Linked DNA regions of Homo sapiens: region 2 is linked to region 1. The links are chromatin loops, found by intact Hi-C in ENCODE. Cell type or tissue: PC-9. All regions are shown on one strand. Links, peaks and the distances in the headings refer to the core of each region. The heading gives the core; the rest is flanking DNA. Region 1 overlaps CDKL4 (cyclin dependent kinase like 4). Region 2 overlaps HNRNPLL (heterogeneous nuclear ribonucleoprotein L like).

The links. Peaks named below come from ENCODE experiments on the same cell type or tissue, not always from the same donor. Only the 100,000 strongest peaks of a DNase experiment are listed, where the experiment ranks them.
Region 2: a loop joins it to region 1, with 8 times the contacts of the local background. A loop is called at or near these places in 3 of 110 quality-filtered maps.

What each region holds. Positions count from the first base shown.
Region 1 is chr2:39,222,152-39,234,552 of GRCh38, reverse strand. It overlaps CDKL4 (cyclin dependent kinase like 4), which reads left to right. Exons shown (of 10, transcript NM_001397900.1): 2 at 4,965-5,188; 3 at 8,593-8,714. The coding sequence starts at 5,021. Among named protein-coding and RNA genes, the nearest start is that of CDKL4, 16 kb to the left of the region's middle. In PC-9, for the core only: CTCF peaks have their summits at 4,316, 4,516 (motif pointing right), 6,074 and 6,274 (motif pointing right); DNase peaks (open chromatin) are centred at 4,542 and 6,282.
Region 2 is chr2:38,577,186-38,585,185 of GRCh38, reverse strand. It overlaps HNRNPLL (heterogeneous nuclear ribonucleoprotein L like), which reads left to right. Exons shown (of 13, transcript NM_138394.4): 4 at 1,260-1,345; 5 at 3,018-3,114; 6 at 3,201-3,273; 7 at 7,654-7,725. Among named protein-coding and RNA genes, the nearest start is that of HNRNPLL, 22 kb to the left of the region's middle. In PC-9, for the core only: a CTCF peak has its summit at 3,463 (motif pointing left); a DNase peak (open chromatin) is centred at 3,445.

The DNA of each region.
Region 1 (12,401 bases), core at 2,521-10,520:
TATTTCAACTATTGATTCTGTTTCATTGTTTTGTCTTCTTCAGGGACTCCAGTTGTACATACGTTCGGACTTCTTTTCCTGTCTCCATTTCAACTTTCTGTCTAAACTTTTACCTTTTTTTCTTCATTTTAATTCTCATAATTACTGTTCTGCCTTTCTTTAATGCCCCAATCAAATTTTCACTTGAATCTATTCTCCTATCAGCATCTCATAATTTAGTCATTTCTGAGATGATTTTGTCTTTTTCTGATTATTCTTTTCTGAGTTCAATCAACTATCTTTTTATATCTTTTTATCCAAATCTACACATCAATAGCCAAAAGAAAAAAGTGAAAATATAGGCCGGGTGCAGTGGCTCACGCCTGTAGTCCTAGCACTTTGGGAGGCCAAGGCAGGTGGATCATGAGGTCAGGAGATCGAGACCGTCCTGGCTAACACAGTGAAACCCCACCTGTACTAAAAAATACAAAAATTAGCCGGGAGTGGTGGCACACGCCTGTAGTCCCAGCTATTCAGGAGGCGGAGGCAGGAGAATCGCTTGAACCCGGGAGGCAGAGGTTGCAGTGAGCCGAGATCGTGCCACTGCACTCCAGCCTGGGTGACAGAACGAGACTCTGTCTCAAAAAAAAAAAAAAAAAAAGTAAAAATAAAATTTATATATATATATATATATCTTCTTAAATAATTTTTGTCCACTTGTGATTTGAATATCTGATTCATTGTGGCTTTTTCGTATCTCCAAATTATGAGAGGATATTTAAATCAGTTTGAAGTGTTTGTGTTAGTTTTCTTTTGCTTCATGGTTAGATTTTGTGTGTTTTTTTTTGTAAATGATTTTCATTAACTGAAATTTTTGGGTTCTCATTTCTTTTTTCTGACAATAATAGCATGTATGGGGACGGCTTTCCCTTGTTTCATTTCTTGGGCAGGTTTTGGCTGTTAGTAACTGACTATCATCCTAGGCCAAGAGAGTGTTTTCTGTCACTGTAGTAAAATGCAGTTTCTTTCATTGATGACACTTTTTCCCTGTCTTAGTGGTGATGGGAGGATTCGCATGCCCTTCAATTCAGAATTCTCTTTTGTCTTGCAAGATGCCAAATGTATCCTTCTCGCTTCTTTTTCCCTTCACTGTCCAGTCTCCAACAGATGTCTTTCCCTTCCCTCTTGTCCTTTTATTCCCCAAAAATGGTGCCACACTGACTAGTGCCACCTTGAGACCCATGTTACTTTTACACCCCTTCCTTGTAGTGAGTGTTCTGATCTACCAGGACACACTTAGGGTATTTTTACACTTGTGATGTGTTTTCTCTTTGGGAAGGAGGTGATCTTAAGTCTTTCTTAGGCCCTTCTTTTACTCTTCTGTCTTTCTTAAAGCTTTTTAGATCTCACCCCTCTCATATCTTTGCGTTCTGCCAAGGTTTACAGTGGGAGCTCAAGAGATAACCCCTCCAGAATTTAGGCTTTTCTTTTCTTTTTCTTTCTTTCTTTCTTTTTTTTTTTTTTTTTTTGAGATGGAGTCTCACTCTGTCACCCAGGCTGGAGTGCAGTGGTACGATCTCGGCTCACTGCAACCTCCGCCTCCTGGGTTCAAGCAATTCTCTTGTCTCAGCCTCCTGAGTAGCTGGGACTACAGGCGCGTGCCACCATGCCTGGCTAATTTTTTGTATTTTTAGTAGAGATGGGATTTCATCGTGTTAGCCAGGATGGTCTCGATCCCCTGACCTCGTGATCCGCCCGCCTCAGCCTCCCAAAGTGCCGGGATTACAGGAGTGAGCCACCACGCCCAGCTAGGCTTTGCTTTTCTACCTAAGTTTGTAGAGTCCTGTGTCTTCTTGTTATATTGAAGGCACTGGATTTATGTGGTTTTATTTGTCCTGGTTGATTTGTATTGCTTTGTGGAAGATGTATGAGGAGATTAGGTTTAGGCAGCAGTCACTGTCCTTGGCTACCTCAAAGCCCCCCACCACATGTACCTTGACAAGCCATTTAGGCATAACGTGGAGCATGTTTGTGAACATTGGGTATGGACAGAGGATAAGAAAGAAGAGAAGGCATTTGGTTTAGAATGTTCCAATTTTTAGATGATTCTGTCCATTCATGTAGAGATACTCATCAAGCAGTTGGATAGTTGGTCTGGATCTCAAATAAGAGAGTAGGAATTACTGCCTCCAGAAACTCTGTTATAATCCTAGTAAGCTGGAATTAGAGCTGTAAATTCCACAAAGGAATTTACAGGCATTGGTCTAATTCCTGCTTGCATACTCAGACTCATTTTCCATGAACATATAGTAGGGCTTTTGAAAACAGAAATATTGAGTGGTTACTAGGTGAAGTACTATTTCCTGGAGCTTTATTTTATTGTATTTAGCAGTTTGGTTGATGTGATTATGAGATCTAAATATTAGTCTGAGGAATCAGTCGTTACTGAATCTGTTGAGAAAAAAGAAAAAACATACATCAATAGATCAAATCAACTACCTAGAGGGAAATAATAAAATAATGCATACATTAAAACTTCATAATTAAGCTTCTTGTCATATTTATAGTTTCCCCCAATGACTGTAGTACTTATCAAGTAGGTTAAATTAACAAATCTATAAAGTTTTATACCAATAACTTTATCTCATTTTATTTTAGAGACAGGGTCTCACTCTGTCACCCAGGAAGTAATACAGTGGTACAATCATAGTTCACTGTAACCTCAAACTCCTGGGCTCAAGTGATCTTCCCACCTCAGCCTCCAAAAGTGTTGGGATTACAGGCATGAGCCAATGCTCCCAGCCAGATGCCAATAACTTTCTAAAGCAAATTCCCAGTTTCTCCTACTCTCTTTCCAGCCATCTATTACTATGCAAATGTATGCATGCTCACATCTAAATATCTTTAAAATAATAATACATAGGTAAAAATACAGTATAACTAATAGGGCTTTCAGAACATAATCTGTGATGGATTTTCCATGTGTTACTTGAGTGTGTATGCTTGAATTTTCTTTCTTTAATAAGAGAGGAAATCGAATTCATTCCCCCTCAAAAAAGCAGCACTGTAAAAAATAGTATGTCAGTAGTCATTATATCCAGGTAAACATTTTTCTCCATTGTATATTTTTATGGTGGCAAGTGGAAGTAGATTATTTCTTTCACCATTGAGATAATCTGTAGTTGGAAAAGACAATATTATTAGAGAAGTTTTAAAAAATGTGTACTCATTTGAAACAAGAGAAATTTACAAGTAGTCAACTTTTTCACTTGACATTTTGTTAATACCAAGACCTGGATAAAGTGGTTCTTCGAATTATACATTCTTTTTGTTTGTTTGTTTGTTTGTTTGTTTTTGTTTTTGAGATGGAGCCTTGCTCTGTCTCCCAGGCTGGAGTGCAGTGGTGCGATCTCAGCTCACTGCAACCTCCACCTCCAGGGTTCAAGAGATTCTCCTGCCTCAGCCTCCTAAGTAGCTGGGATTACAGGCCTGTGCCACCACACCCGGGTAATTTTTTGGTGTTTTTAGTAGAGACAGGGTTTCACCATGTTGGCCAGGCTGGTCTCGAACTCCTGACCTCAGGTGATCCACCTGCCTCGACCTCCCAGAGTTCTGGGATTACAAGTGTGAGCCACTATGCCTGGCTGAATTATGCATTCTTTTGCACTTAACTGAGAGGCTGTGTAATGTAGTGATTAAAATTGTGTTCTTTGAAATCTCACTCCGTGGGTTCTAATTCTGTATTACCTTCACTGTGTCTTTTCTCATCTGTATAATTGGATAAAAATAACACCTACTTCATAGAATATTTGTGCACATTCTATGTAATTTGTATAGAACAATGTTAAGTGCCATTATTATTGTAATTGTTATTAGGTTATATTAACAAGATTCTGCTGGATAAAGTGGGGTGGGGTTTTTGAGACTAATTAGAATTTTTCTATTTTTAATTCTTAGACTGATTTATTTAAATATGTTGGCCTTAGTCATCATGTAATATTTAATTCGGTCACCAAAACATTCATTCAAGAATGGATGACACAAAACAGAAAAACCCAGTATTTCCATAGAAATCACTAGAGATGTGAAAGAATTCATAAGAATGAATGCTTTCTTTGTGTTTATTATTTTCTTTTGGGGCTAAGAACTTAAGAATCTGTTCTTCCATGAAAATAAAAGCTAGGAGCAATAAATACCCTAAAAGGATTCTGTTATTGTTTTGTGTTTTTCAGACAGAGTTTCACTCTTGTTGCCCAAGCTGGAGTGCAATGGCACAATCTCAGCTGGGTTCAAGGGCCTCCTGAGTAGCTGGGATTACAGGCATGTGCCACCACACCTGGCTAATTTTGTATTTTTAGTAGAGATGGGATTTCTCCATATTGGTTAGGCTGGTCTTGAACTCCCAACCTCAGGTGATCCACCCACCTTGGCCTTCCAAAGTTCTGGGATTACAGGCTTGAGCCACTGTGCCTGGCCTGTTATTGTTTTTAAAGACTGCTTTGTTCAATGGCCCACGCTCTTTCTTCTCTCCACCAGGTGGAAGTATAGCACTTTTTGTACCATGTCTTCTTACACAACTCCTCCTAGTCATTGTGTATGCACTTGGGTTAGAAGAGAAAAGATAAACAGCATATTCCAGAGTATGAAATGTTCCTTCAGCTGGATTTTACAGCATCATATTTCAGTTGTTTGCTTGAGCATAATGAAAACAATAGATGGGATAAGTTTCCTTTCCACAAATTCTTTTAGTTCAACTGAGGTCAACATAGAACCATTGTCAGAAATAGCATATGAAATCTTTTGATAGCTGGAAGAGCTGCAGAGGACTAAACTAAACTAACAAAATAATATCCAAATATTTTTAAGTGGATTTCCAATTAATTGATGAATATAAACCTTTGGCATGTGGACAAATTGGTTGTATATAACCTGTGAGAACATTGTCTTTTATAGCTTGATTAAGGCAAGTCTACCTTATTTTCCAGGTGCAGCATTGTACTGCAAGTCAATCGATACAATAATTTAAGTCACTTCAGCTATAATGGAAAAGTATGAAAAATTAGCTAAGACTGGAGAAGGGTCTTATGGGGTTGTATTCAAATGCAGAAACAAAACCTCTGGACAAGTAGTAGCTGTTAAAAAATTTGTGGAATCTGAAGATGATCCTGTTGTTAAGAAAATAGCACTAAGAGAAATACGTATGTTGAAGGTAAGTTAACTTTATATATATGTAAAATATCATGGAATTGAGTGAAATATGCATGTTAAAATTGCAAAGAATTTTAAAGTTATTTTCCCCCCATTGGACTTAAATTCCTTTGTATCAGCACCTTTGGGTAATAAGTTGATTATCACTTTGGACTTCGGCCACTCTGATTTTGTCTGTGTATGAATACAGCTATAGATTGTTATACTGAAAAGAACTTTTATTCTTGTTAGTAAATATCCTAAGTCCACTCACCCCAGTGTTTACGCTCGCCCCCAACCCTGGCCCTCCTCTGGATATCCCTCCAAATACTTCCCCTACCAACCAGCAACTAAAAGAGCACCTCCTGGCACAGAGAGTCAGTCCCACAGGACCGCACCAATGCCCTGGTAGGCATCGACATGCGTTGGTTCCTGCCTGCACTGCACCCCAGGTTCTTAGACATACTGAATAGCACCCCCGGTAACGTACACATTTTTTACATAAAGGTTTTTGTTATAATTGTTTTCACTCTGATAAGATTTGACATGTAAGATTCCTAAGTTCTCAATGTAAATTTTTTCTTACGCTAAATATCTTACAGTTTTAGATCTATAAGCGACCGTAGAGATGCTTCTTATCTAACAACCATATTTTCCGCAGAGGAAACGGAGGTCTGGGGCAGCACTTCTCAAATGTTAATATGCATTGGAATCCCCGGGGACCTTGTTGAAATGCAGATTCTGAGTTGGGAGGTCTGGGGTGGGCCCGAGATTCTGCATTTCTGAGTACGCAGGAAGTGCGGAAGCTGCTGGTTTGTGGGCTACACATTATGTGACAAGACCCTGTGATTTCAAGGACACACAGGCAACCTTCATTTTTGACACGTCGTCTGTTTTTAGAAAATCCCCAGAAATTCAGTTTGTAAGGGAGGATAATAATTATCACTAATAATTATCATGTTTTCTCTCATTTTCAAATATTATTTCCCACAGGTTTCCTCAACTAATACACACTAGGGTTTTGTTTGAAATATAACTTGATACAGTCTTCAGGAACACATCCATCATGATAAAAAAAAGTTCACTCTTACCTCTCAGCCAGCAGAGGGCGCGCCGGTCAGCTAGCCAGCTCTGGCACCCTCACTGAGCTAAGCTGCAGGGCGGGTCTGAACCAAGCAGTGTGGCTTTCTAATAAAAATAATGCTTTTACCTGTCAGCCTCTCCGTCCCAAGTCTTCAGATAAAGTTAATGCTCAGGTAGTACCTTCTGCATTACAAGTGCCCAACTGGAGAATGAGGCTGTAAGGTAAAAACTAGCCTGATTATGACTCAGCTTGGTCTCTGATGAAGGCCCTCAGAATGTCAGAACGTCCATCTTTCTGCTTTTGGTATGTTGTGTCCATGTAGGTCCTGAACAGCTCCTTCTGTGATCAGTCGACCTTCCTTTCCTCACATAGTCTTGTTATTTAAATTGCTTGCCTCTCTGTCCTTACCACCTGTTTTTCTTTAGGCAAGTTACTGTTTTCCTGGGCTAGGTTAACTTCATTTGCAAAGGCGGTATAAATTGCTGACCTACCCAAAGACAGGAGATTGGACCAGGTTTAACCTTGACATTGCATCAAACTGTAGTATCTGTAAATCTTTTACTCCCCTAGTAGAGATCCTGCTTTGCTTCCATACTGTGGTTTTGCAGCGGCACAAAGCCACTGGCTTTTTAGATGACCTAGTCTCTTCCACTCTTTGCCTTTCTGCTCTTTTAGGCAGTGGAGCACATAGAAAACAAATTGGTTTGGTGCTTTGGGCTTCTCTCTTTTTTTTCCCTTAGAGAGATGGGGTCTCAGTATGTTGCTTAGGCTGATCTCGAACTCCTAGGTTCACGCGATCCTCCTGCCTCAGCCTGGGCATATTTTTAATGTATAATGGATTCTCTTTTCCCCAGCTGTGGAGCAGCAGGCACACAGTTTTAGGGTGACATTTGTTTTGGTCAAGCCATGCTTACGTTAATAGATACTGAGGTAGAGGCATGCATTGTGAGTCTCTGTACCTAAAATTTTCTACTGGGCCTGTTATTTGTTGAGCTTCTACTATATGCAAAATGCTGTGTTCTCTCTCAGTATCTTTCTGGGTAAATGGAAGAGAGTTTGGAAAGTTGATTTGTCTACTATACTGGGAAAACAACAGGGAAGATGGGTTAGGAATAAGAGTGATCATGTATCCTGATTTGCCCAAGAGAGTTCTGCTTTATAGTTTTTGTCCCAGTGTCCTGCCTGGTTCACATCCCCTTTCAAAAGTGTCCTGGTGTGGCCAGGCCCAATGGCTCACGCCTGTAATCCGAGCACATTGAGAAGCCGAGGCAGATGGATTGCTTGAGGTCAGCAGTTTGAGACCAGCCTGTCCACGTGAGACCAGCCTGTCCAACATGGTGAAACCCCATCTCTACTAAAAATACAAAAATTAGCCAGGCGTGGTAGCACCCACCTGTAGTCCCAGCTACAGCAAAGGCTAAGGCATGAGCATCACTTGGAACCAGGAGGCGGAGGTTGTAGTGAGCCGAGATGGCGCCACTGCACTTCAGCCTGGGCGACAGAGCAAGGAAAAAAAAAAAGTGTCCTGGTGTGTATGCTGAATTATGTGGTCACCCTAGTTACAGACGGAGTGACCATATGTGCTGGTTTGCCTACGATAGTCCTGGCTTCTACCCATTACCCTAGTTTGGAAGATAAAATTATCTAATCGCTGTAGTGATGGTCTGTCCTACCTAATCAGCATTTTTCCTTGGGTTTGCGATATTAAACAGAGGCTGTCTTGTGAAATGCGTCAGTTTGGGAATAGAATTTAACACACAAAATATCTATGCATAAGAGAGAACAACAGAATCAAAGAACAATGCTGAAAATATATAATATATATTATATATATATAATATATATAATATATATATAATATATATAATTTATATAAATATAAATAAGTAAATTTAAAACACAGACTAATTGTGGGGACTTCTAGAATAGACAGTTTATTCCGATTTGATGGTTAGGAACAAGTATTACTGGGAGTCAACACTAGAATCCAGACTGGATTTAAATCCATAAAATCCATGGCAATATGTAAGCTGAGTGGATATTGATTATTTTTATAGTCCTTAATAATTTCATTTCCTCAATTTTCTACTCAGGTTATTTTATGACTTGTATATATAGAATTTCCATAAAATACATAAAGTGTTTTTTGTTTTATTGCAGTATTTTAAGTTACATACTTTACTTGCTATCACCAGAGAGATTCAAGCAATTTTGTTACCACTTATTATAGGTACATTGGATGAATCTTAAATTTCTTCCAACTTTAAGTTTCTTTAAGGGGTCTGGGTAGAAGCTTTTACTAGTAACAGATCACTTAACTTTGCATTTCAATTCTTTCACAGCAATTAAAACATCCAAATCTTGTGAACCTCATCGAGGTGTTCAGGAGAAAAAGGAAAATGCATTTAGTTTTTGAATACTGTGATCATACACTTTTAAATGAGCTGGAAAGAAACCCAAATGGGTAAGTAATCTGGAAACTGAAATTCTGTACAGCCAGTTCTCAGTTTCATTTTCTGTGGAATTAACCATGGCAAATTTCAAATCCCAGCCACAATTCCCCTTTCTACCACAATGCATCTGGCTACCCCATCCAGTCTCAGGATGTCTTCAAAAGGCAAACAATGATTTACCTATAGGAGTTATAATTAGGAGAAAAACCTACCACAGATATAAAATCAAAATGAATTTGAGGCTAAATTATGTATTGGATTATCTGAGTTCAAGGAATGAACCATGGTTTGATACTAGGAAACCTATTCATATAATTCACTAATAAGATAAAAAAATGTACGATTGATAAATTTGAAAATTTGAAATGTTGATAAATTCAACATCCTTTCCTGATTTTTTTTTAATCCCTAGCATCTAGGATTAAAAGAATAGTTTTTTTTTTTTGAGATGGAGTCTTACTTTGTTGCCCAGACTGGAGTGCAGTGGCGCGATCTCAGCTCACTGCAACCTCCACCTCCTGGGTTCAAGCAGTTCTCTGCCTCTGCCTCTGCCTCCCGAGTAGCTGGGATTACAGGCACACACCACCATGCCCGGCTAATTTTTGTATTTTTAGTAGAGACGGGGTTTCACCATCTTGGCCAGGCTGGTCTTGAACTCCTGACCTCATGATCCACCTGCCTCGGCCTCCCAAAGTGTTGGCACACACACCCCTCTTCAAATCAACTGCCAATGTTATACTCAATGGTAAAACTAAAAGAACTTTCATTAAAGTGAGGAAACAAGACAAGGATGTCAGCTGTCACCACTATAATGCAACGTTGTTCTGAGAACTCTAGCCAATGTAATGTAATAAGAAAAACAAAACATAGCTTTTGGAAATGAAATAAAATTGTCATTATTTGCAAGATATTACTGATCTACAAAATCTAAGAGAACCACCTAAAGAGTTATTAAAACCAGTGGAATTCAGTACAGCGACCCCTATAACACGACAGATTCCACATGCAAAAATTAACAGCATTTGTATCAAACAACACTTTAGAAAATCTAACAGAGAATGGCTGGGTGCAGTGTCTCATGCCTTTGGGAGGCTGAGGCAGGTGGATCACTTGAACTCACGTGTTCTAGACAAGCCTGGCCAACATGGTGAACCCCTGTCTCTACTAAAAAGATAAAAATTACCTGGGTGTGGTTGTGGGTGCCTGTAGTCCCAGCTACTCGGGAGGCTGAGGCACGATGATTGCTTCAACCCAGGAGGCGGAGGATGCAGTGAGCCGAGATCACACCACTGCACTCCAGCCTTGGTGACAGAACAAGACTCTGTCTCAAGAAAAAAAAAAAAAAAAAAAATTAGTGGAGAAGGATCCCATTCAAATATTAACAACAACAAAAGTTTAGGAATAAAGATAAAGAGTTGTTCTGACTCTGCATGAAGACAACTACAAAACTGAGATATGTAAGGATTTTATTTAAATGAACATGTTTCTAAATGGAAATATTCATGATTATAAAAATATTGCCTCTACAGTTTATCTGTTTATTAAACAAAATTCTAATCAGAATACCAATAGGGTATTTTTTGAAATTTGAAAAAGACTAAATCGAGAAAAAAGGGACTTTTAACTGTCAAATATTAAATCACAGTAGTTTAAGAGACTCCCTTTGACAAAAAAGTACCATAAACAAAACTAAAATAGAAATGAGATATTGGGTAAACTATTTGCCAGAATGAATAAATTTTATGTCTACCTATGCAGATTTTACAAATAACATTTTTTAAAAGGTTAACATCCAATTAATAAATATATTTATTCAAAAAAAACTTTCATAAATGTAGACTGTGCACCCAGCCAGTGCTAAGTCTACAGCATTGAACAGAGCACACACAGAAAAGGAGCCTCACCTTACCTTCCAGTGAACATGGGAAGCAAATCATTAAAAAAGAGAAGGAGGCTGGGTGCAGTGGCTCATGCCTGTAATCCCAGCCCTTTGGGAGGCTGAGGCAGGTGGATCAGCTGAGCTTGGGAGTTCAAGACCAGCCTGGCCAACATGGTGAAACCCATCTCTACAAAAACTACAAAAATTAACCTAGCCTGTTGTCCCAGCTAGTTGGGAGGCTGAGGTAGGAGGATCACTTGAGCTCAAGAGGTGAAGGCTGCAGTGAGCAGAGATCATGCCACTGCACTCTAACCTGGGTAACAGAGTGAGACCCCATCTCTCTTTTTTTTTTTTTTTTGAAGACAGAAGTCTTCAAAAAAAAAAAAAAAGAGAAGGAAATGACCAGTACATCTAAGAAAACATGCTTATCCTTCCCTATTAATCAAGGAAATTCAAAACTTTTTAGCAAGGTACCATTTCTCATCTGTTAAATTTGGCAAAGATTTTTCAAAAATTATTATACCCAGTCTTATCAACAGTCAGGGAATCAGACCTCCTCATTGATGGCTAGAGAGAGTGCCATTAGGAGGGCAATTTGGCAATATGTATGAAAAAATTTTAACTGTTTTCATCCTTTGATCAAGAGATTCCATTTAGAGAAATTTATAGTAAGAAAATAATCAGATGAGGGCAAAAGTTATACATATGAATGTTCAATACGTCATTATTTATAACAAAAATATTGGACTCCCCTAATTTTCCAACAGTAAATAATTGGTTACAGGCATTTTGGTATATCCATCCATACAATAGTACAATATGCAGCCAGCCCATTAGAGAGCATGCTTTAGAACAATAGTTAATGTCCTGGGGAAATGTTCCTGGGATGATATATGAAAAAATGAGATAACATACTAGAATGTTAAGTATAATTGAAAATTTGAGTTTTCTCAAATTTTCTCAAATTTCTGTGAATGCACATATATTACTTTTAAAATAAAAATTAATATAAAAACAATTAAAATGGCATATTAATTCATAGTTAAACTTTATCCTGCACTAAATAGGATGTTGTATGTTGACTTAGAAGACAGATATGTTCAGCCATTCTATAAATTAATTTATAAATTAACATACATTTTCATGAAGTTAGAAATTTATGCTTACTTCATGTATTGTTCAAGGCCCTGAAACTATTATAAAACATTCAATGCATACACCAGTTTGCTTGACTTGAACATCTTTCTCTTCCCTACTTGTATCCTAAGCTTTCCTGTCTATAGACTTAGCTCATGTTCTTCTCATTTTAATCTAGAAGGTTCTAGCCTTTTTCACCTTCACTGTCTCTATCATAATATTTATTTATTTATTTATTTATTTAGAGACAGAGTCTCACACTGTCGCCCAGGCTGGAGTGCAGTGGGGCGATCTCGGCTCACTGCAGCCTCTACCTCCTGGGCTCAAGCTGTCCTCCCACCTCAGCCTCCCAAATACCTGGGACTACAGGGACCCGCTACCATGCCCGGCTAATTTTTGTATTTTTAGTAGACACAGGGTTTTGCCATGTTAGCCAGGCTGCTCTCGAACTCCTAACCTCAGGTGATCCACCTGCCTCAGCCTCCCAAAGTGCTAGGATTACAGGCATGAGTCCCCACACCTGGCCTATCATAATCTTTAAAATGTGAAATCCTAGATATTTGTAACATCTCTAAGTTTCCTTCATCTGGATGGAATTTCTTCCTTCCTTTGAATCCCCATTGAATTTTATTTTCATCCCTGTTGTGGTACTTGGTATTTATACCGTATATGTTTTTATGTG
Region 2 (8,000 bases), core at 1-8,000, 650 kb after region 1:
TTGAAAAGTGTTATTGGTAGAAGTTTTAAAAAGGATTTGTTTCCAGAACTAGTTTTCTTCCTACTCACATGCTGTTTCATAATAAGCTAGTAACACAGACACTTAATTTTTGTAATGAATAGAGGAACATCACAGTAAGGGAAACTTCAGTTGGTATCATATGTAGTCTGGGCATATGATATTGGGACATAAACTTAAAGCATAAGATATTCTTTAGATTTAATTAGACATTTTGTATTTTAAATATAGACTTATTAATATATAGTAATATATTTATAATATTCGGTGTTGGGAAAACATGTAACTAATCTAGTGTAGGTACTCTGTTTTTTGTTATATCTCTGGTGTGTAACAATGCAGCTGTGTAAATTATAGATGCTCAAGAAATTTCTTGATAGTTGAATAATTACTCCTAAGTAGGTATTTAGATTCTTAGATGACTCAGGCGTCTTGTTTAGTGACATGTAACTGTATGGTCTTCCTTGGGTCTTTTCTTTATGGCCATTGTCCCTTGAAAAATGAGTACCAGAGTTGTTCTAATATTATCTCTTAATACATATTTATTACTATAACACAAGTGATTATAATATTAAACATTTCAGTGTCACATTTGGAAAAAATATTCATTGATTATAGTTTTGGTTTATTAATTTTATATCATCAGAAGTTATTTTAGTCACCTGTTAAGAAAATAAAAATTGAGGATTCATTTAGGACATAAAATAGGTGACAGTGCTTTCCAAATGTTCCATTGGAACTTCTTTAATGTGGGTGTATTGTGTAGGTGAAGAAATACCTTAAGATTTATTAAAGTATAATAATTTTAGGCCAGCATGGTGGCTCATACCTATAATCTTAGTTCTTTAGGAGACTGAGGTAGTAGGATCCCTTGAGCTCAGGAGTTTGAGACAGCCTGGACAACATAGTGAGACTCTGTCTCTACAAAAAACGAAAAAATTAACCTTGTGTGGTGGTGCATGCCTTGAAGTCTCAGCTACTCGGGAGGCTGAGGCGGGAGATCGTTTCAGCCTGGGAAGTCAGGGCTGTAGGGAACTGTGATCGTGCCACTGCACTCTAGCCTAGGCAACAGTGTGAGACCCTGTCTCAAGAAAAAAGTAATAATTTTAAGAATTAATTTTATTAATCAATAGAAATGACATCTTGACAGTTGATAGTTTTTAGGTAAAACAAAACGAAGTATAGCTTTAATGTTTTTTCAGATGTAAAGTGTGAAGAAATCTTTTTCTTTTCCTTCATAGGATGTTTTATATACTGTATGCAACCCTGTTGGCAAAGTGCAACGTATTGTTATATTCAAGAGAAATGGGATACAAGCAATGGTTGAATATCCTTTATTTGTAAATTTTTATTGATGTGTAATTCATACGGATCTTATTTTTTCTGGCTTAAGCATTTCTAGACAAGTGGTGTTTACTTTGTCCTCTCACAAAAATCTACGTGACTTAGCTTTAAAAAATGAAACTGCAGTACTCATAGGGAATTTTACTATTTATGATAAGAATAACTTGCTACCAGAAAGCAATCTAGTGCTTCCTTTTTAAGCTGTTAAATAACACTATTTGAAGATATGTACACTTGTACTATTTTGGAATTTATCCTAAGTGAACTTTTCTGACTCCCTCTTAAAGTAGTTTGGAAGTACCAAAACTTTAGAGTCAGTAAAATCTTACCTTTTTTTATTGAACCTTTAAAATGGTAATGGTTTATGTAAAAACTTCTTTATGTTAAATTTGTCACACATTGAGTAAGAAGAGCAAGTTACAAAATAGTATAGATAATACACTTTCCCCCAAGCTGGACCCATCTTAAATAATAATAATAAAGAGAAAACCCCAACCTACGTGTGCATGTGTATGCATAGAAGAAGGTAGGGATATACAGCAAACGCTTTAATAGTGCTTACTTCTGGCAAGGGACTTATGTTTTATCTTTGTTTTTTTACCTTATATACCTTTGTGATTTTATTTTTTTAAGATTATGGACTTAAGTAATTTTTTTAAAAACTGATAAAATTTTAGATAGAGTATTATAAAACTATGCCTTCTCAGAAATATGTAAAAATCATGTATTTGTTTTGTATTACTTTGGCTCTTTGTAATGTTCTTCTTAAAGAGTAAAATCTTTTCTGTTTCAAGGTTGCAAGTTGTCCTTTGCTAGGGAATGGGACCATGCTCCATTATCTCCTCTGCTTTCCGATTTATAAAGTACTAATGATGACCTAAAAGAATTAAGGTAGATAGTTCGGTTGTATTATGTTTTCTTTGGTACCCTTGATTTTTTTTTTTTTTTTAAGATGGAGTTTTGCTTTTTGTTGCCCAGGGTGGTCAAGTGATTCCCGTGTCTCAGCCTCCCAAGTAGCTGGGATGACAGGCACCTGCCACCACACCCAGCTAATTTTTGTATTTTTAGTAGAGATGGGGCTTCACCATGTTGGCCAGGCTGGTCTCGAACTCCTGAGCTCAGGCTGTTCACCTGGTTCAGCCTCCCAAAGTGCTGGGATTACAGGCGTGAGCAACTGTGCCCAGCCACCCTTGATCTTAAAAATAAATTCTCCTGGCCAGGCGCAGTGACTCACGTCTGTGATCCCAGCACTTTGGGAGGCCGAGGCGGGCGGATCACGAAGTCAAGAGATCGAGACAATCCTGGTCAACATGGTGAAACCCCGTATCTACTAAAAAAATTAAAAATTAGCCGGGTGCGGTGGCACACACCTGTAGTCCCAGCTACTTGGGAGGCTGAGGCAGGAGAATTGCTTGAACCCGGGAGGTGGAGGTTGCATTGAGCCCAGGTCGCGCCACTGCACTCCTGGTGATAGAGCAAGACTCCGTCTCAAAAACAAAACAAAACAAAAAATTCTCTTAAAATTCATCCTGAAATTGGTAAAACATTTCCAGAAGTAAAAGAGCTACTTCTGATTATTTTCAATCCTGTCCTTTGGGAGTGAATAATGATTAAGTATCAGATACCTTAAACCGAATTTCCTTAATAGAGCTTATGTTTGAATCAGTCCTTTGTGCCCAGAAAGCTAAAGCAGCACTCAATGGAGCTGATATATATGCTGGATGTTGCACACTAAAAATTGAATATGCACGGGTAAATATTTTTTTCAACACCCTACCCAAGAAATATTTATGCTTTGGATATGCAGTTTGAACTTACATTATTTTCAATCTTAACAGCCAACTCGTCTAAATGTTATTAGGAATGACAATGACAGTTGGGACTACACTAAACCATATTTGGGAAGACGAGGTAGGTATTTTATACATTTTAGAATGTACTTGATCTGCTGACAAATTTTTATATGCAGTTAGATTCTTTTTTCCTGAGATGAGCTAGTTAATTCAAATGAAAACCTTGTTGATGAATGCTTTTGTTGCAAAAGGCCATGTAATGCTGGAAAATAACCTTGAACATTAGTGCCCCCTACTGGTATGTACTGAGCTATTTATATTTAGTTCAACAAGGAGCCCACACATTCAGGCACGCCCGCAGTTCAAGGACTTGCATTTCTCCAAGCAGCTCTCTCTCTTTGGAGGAGAGGAAACTGATTCAGAATATTCCTTACAAACTGCAAACTTGCACACTGCTTCTCTATGGAAAGGACTTTCCCCCAAGCTGGACGAGGCATTAAGAAGGATAGAGGACTCCAGCAGGCTGACTCTACACTTCATCATGCACAACATCGGCATCAGCAAAAAGCCCTCTGAAAAACTCAGACTCGCAATTCACCTTGACTGCATACTGCATGCACCATCACCCCAAGTTTTTAAAGGAGGACACTTAACAGTACTTCAGAATTGCATGGGATGAACACCATGATAGACTGTGCCCATTTATACAAGTTGTATGTATATATTGGTCTGATTTCCCTTAAGGTTTCAGTTGTAGAATTTAAGACTTTCCACTAACGGAAACTAGACTTCATCTGCAATGTTGTAAATCTTAATGCCCATTACTGTGACTGTGTGCAGCTTAGATTCAAATTGTTAATTGGCAAATAACCAGGACCAGTTTATTAACAGGTCTTGGGAATTGATAATGCTCAACCAATCCACACAGATAGAAAAATAAAAGGATTAGAAAGGTGCACACTTGCTGCATTGTTTACTTTTTAAATTTTTTGTTTTTTTCTCAATTGTGGTCACTGAACAGAAATTCTAACATAATGAAAAGGTGCATTATATGTGAAAGACGTTCTTCTGTGTGGTTTGATTTTTGTAAAGTGGCTGTTTATAAGTTGTCACTTTTTGTAACAATTTAAGGTTATCACTGTCAATTTGTGTAACTAGAAATTTTGACATTTCAAATGTAGGTGAAAGTAACATGTCTGTTCAAGATAGAATATCTTTAAACTTGATAAATCTGAAAATAAGAGCATTTCATTTGGGATGCATCTTCACCTATAAGTGCTAGATTTCGTGAGGATAAATTTGACTGATAAAATTGTTCAACTAACTGTGTGGCAATTCTGGAATATACAAATTAAAATGTGGATCTTGTAAAAACAAGGGGGCTGCAGTATTGGCTACATCTTAACTACAATATCAGTGTTTGAACTACAGGGTGGAAAAGCTCAAGATGAGTATGTCTGTAAAAGTCAGTAACTAGAAAAAAATTTTATGGCATACAAAATACCTTGGGGAGTGGGTACTCTATAGTGCATGTACTCTAGCAAAAAGAAAAAGACAATGTGATGATTGATCTTTTGCATGTTTGCATATTTAGGACTTTTAGATGATTGGCTCCTTTAACTCTCAATTCCCAGGAAATCATCTTGCCTTATGCATGAAATTGCAAATAGGTTTGTTTTGTAATGCAGCTTTGGCTAGACCCCATGTTTTTCACTACTTATGGAAATCTGCCTGGCCTTGGGTTGGTACAGTTGATGTCAGTATTAGAAAGCACATCCTTAGCACTGAAACAACCGGACAAGTGGTTGATGAGAAATGTCTCACTTCTGTCAATTTACAGTTATTGACCACTCGGTTTTGTTTTTTTAAAAAAATCTCATTTGAAATAGTTGTGGTTACATTTTTCTCAGGGGCTCTTTAAACAGGTGTAGATAAGCTTATTTTAATAGTGTTTACATCTATTCTTTTAAAGGGTCTGATGTTTACACAAAGCCAGCTGAGGTTAGTTCTTCATATAATTCTAGTCAGATAAGTTTAGAAATGTATAAGGTATATATGTGAATAGTGAAATATAATTAAAGCACGTAAAACGTTTTTAGTTTATGCTTTGAAGGAAAATTTTTTGTTTTCTAATTCCTTACAGATATTTGTCTTGCGAGACCATAACAGTTTATGTTTTTGTTTCTGTAGAGCTCTTAGCTTGCACTCAAATTGATAGCTATTGAAACTGTTAGGTTGCTATCCCCAAATAAAGACCTTCATAACATTTTTTTTTTTAACCAAAAAAAATAAAAACTTTTTTAAAAACATACCCTCACTTTTTTCAAAGCCCTTTTCAGCTTGAATTACATTTTAGTGTAAAGAATCCCTAACCAGGACGCCAGGGAACCCCTCCAGAAATCTTAGAACCTGTAGTAGATAGGTGCATCTTTTTGGGGAGAATGTTCACAGCTTCCATCAGATCATTTGACTCTAGGAAAGCTTACCACTGTTTAGAAACTGATATATTTAGGGTTCAACTTTCTGCTCACTTCTGTTTTACGTGACCTGTTACGCAGTGAATACTTCAAATGAAGTGAATTATTATTAATTTTTTAATTATTTTATTTTATTTTATTATTATTATACTTTAAGTTTTAGGGTACATGTGCACAATGTGCAGGTTAGTTACATATGTATACATGTGCCATGCTGGTGTGCTGCACCCATTAACTCGTCATTTAGAAGTGAATTATTAATGAGAATGTTTGGCTGAAAGATAGCTTGGAAGATAATCTACTCTAACTCCTTCATTTATGAATGAAAATTGTTTCTGTGACTATACAGCAAATTAGTGGTTTAAGTTGGAATCGTCTGATTCCCAACCCAGTTCTCTTTCCTTTATAGCACACTGTTAACTGTATCAATAAAACTGAGTCATGAAGACATTATGGTTGTTGTGGTTTTAAGATTCCTAGGTCAGATAAGGATTTGTATTTAGTGTTTGATGGCGTATGCTTAAGCAGAGGAACATTAACAGAATGGATTAGTAGGCTAGATTGGCTCAAAAGGAGTGAGACTTGCGTGATGAGAGACGTTAGAAGCCATGTGGTAGAAGGAACTGTGAATGTTAGGATTGAAGAAGAAATGACTTTGGGGAAATGGGGTCGGGGGGACAGTCATAATAACTTCTTGAGCATTTAGAAGAGGTTTTGGCCAACGACTAAGTCTGTAAGGCCCTAAATGGGGTAGAATATGGGTAGAGGATCAATTTCTATACAATATAAAAATTCATTTTCTCACAATTTAGGGCTATCTGGAAATCTTATTATTGGTTTTGGGTAAGCAGAAGCTAAATGGTCCCAACTTACAGAGATGATGTAAAGAGAATTTTTACATTGAGTAAAAGTTAAACTAGATGGCCTCAGTCCCTTTCAATGCCACAATAACTTGGAATAGGTGATTAAAACTCTACTTCTCTAGACTGAAGTGAAAATTAAAGTATTTCTCATCTCCCATAAACCTCATTTGTTTAGGTGACTAAGGATATAGGTAAAGGCTCTCTGAATTTTCAAGGATTAGAATGACCAGAGTCTTGAGATACATATTTTTAAAAATCTTATTGGGCACTGTAATTTCATCAGCAAACTTTCTAAAAGTATTGTATAATGATTTTTAAAATTTACTAACATAGGAGGTGCTATTTTAGAAACTTATAAATAATTTTTTTGTTGATGTCTCTAATTAGATTTGGGAAAATTGGCATGCCTTTTCTGAAAACGTAGCTAGAATAAAAATTATCCTTTAGAGTATTGTAGTATTCTCATCCAATAATGTAGCCCCCTTGGTTAGCTTTATCTTGGCATCTTTAAAGTTTGGGGTTGCTCATAGTCCTACCTGGTGTTATGGTCAATAGACAATGACCTATTCATGATATAATATGAGTCAGTGATGTGAACATTTTCAGCTCTCAAGTCAGGTGTTTGTAAATATGTGCATATACTTATAAAATACTCTGTGTTTACTGATTGTGAAACCATGTAATACAGGTTGTTGTTGGCTTATGCTGAAACTTCTTGAAAGAAGCCCACTTTGAAAATGTGTTGCTGTTGAAGCTAATAGTATGATTCAGGTACTGTCTTTCAAAAGTACTGCACTTAAAGCTTGTTTTAAAGACATGTATTGGTAAAAACTTCTGTACAGTGTCAAACTTCTAGCATTGTGTACATTCACTTTCTGAAAAGTATCCATTCTTCCTTAAATTTGAAAGTGTGATTGTATTTGGCATTTGCCAAAAAGATATATTCAAGTTAAGTGGAATTTGTTAGATGGAATTAATTTTTTACACTCTTGGTGTTGTGTTTAAATTGGATATGAATGGATGTTTAAAGTTAACCAGGAATCGTATTTCTTTTATGAATTGTTGTATTGGATGTTTTGAATGGGTGTTTCCCATCTGAGAACTCCATTAAGTACTTGGGTCAAAATTGTTAAAACCATGTTTCTACTTTTGTGTCAGATAGAGGAAAGGGTCGCCAGAGACAAGCCATTTTGGGAGAACACCCTTCTTCGTTTAGACATGATGGCTATGGTAAGTTGTCAAGGTAGAAAGAAGGTAGTATAGATGAACTGTTTGACTTGCTGCATTTCTGATGAAGTATGGCACATTTCTTGTCTATTTTTCCTGCGTATCTGCCTCGGTTTATATGGGATCAGTCCCTTGTAATGTACTCCCAGGAGTTGTCCAAAATTTGTTTTCTTAGGATAATGATTTAAAAAAAATCCTTGAGATAAGTGAGAGCTACTAGTTGGGGATTGAATACTTTTTTGCCATTATATTTTGGTTTGGTTTTGATTTTTAATGGG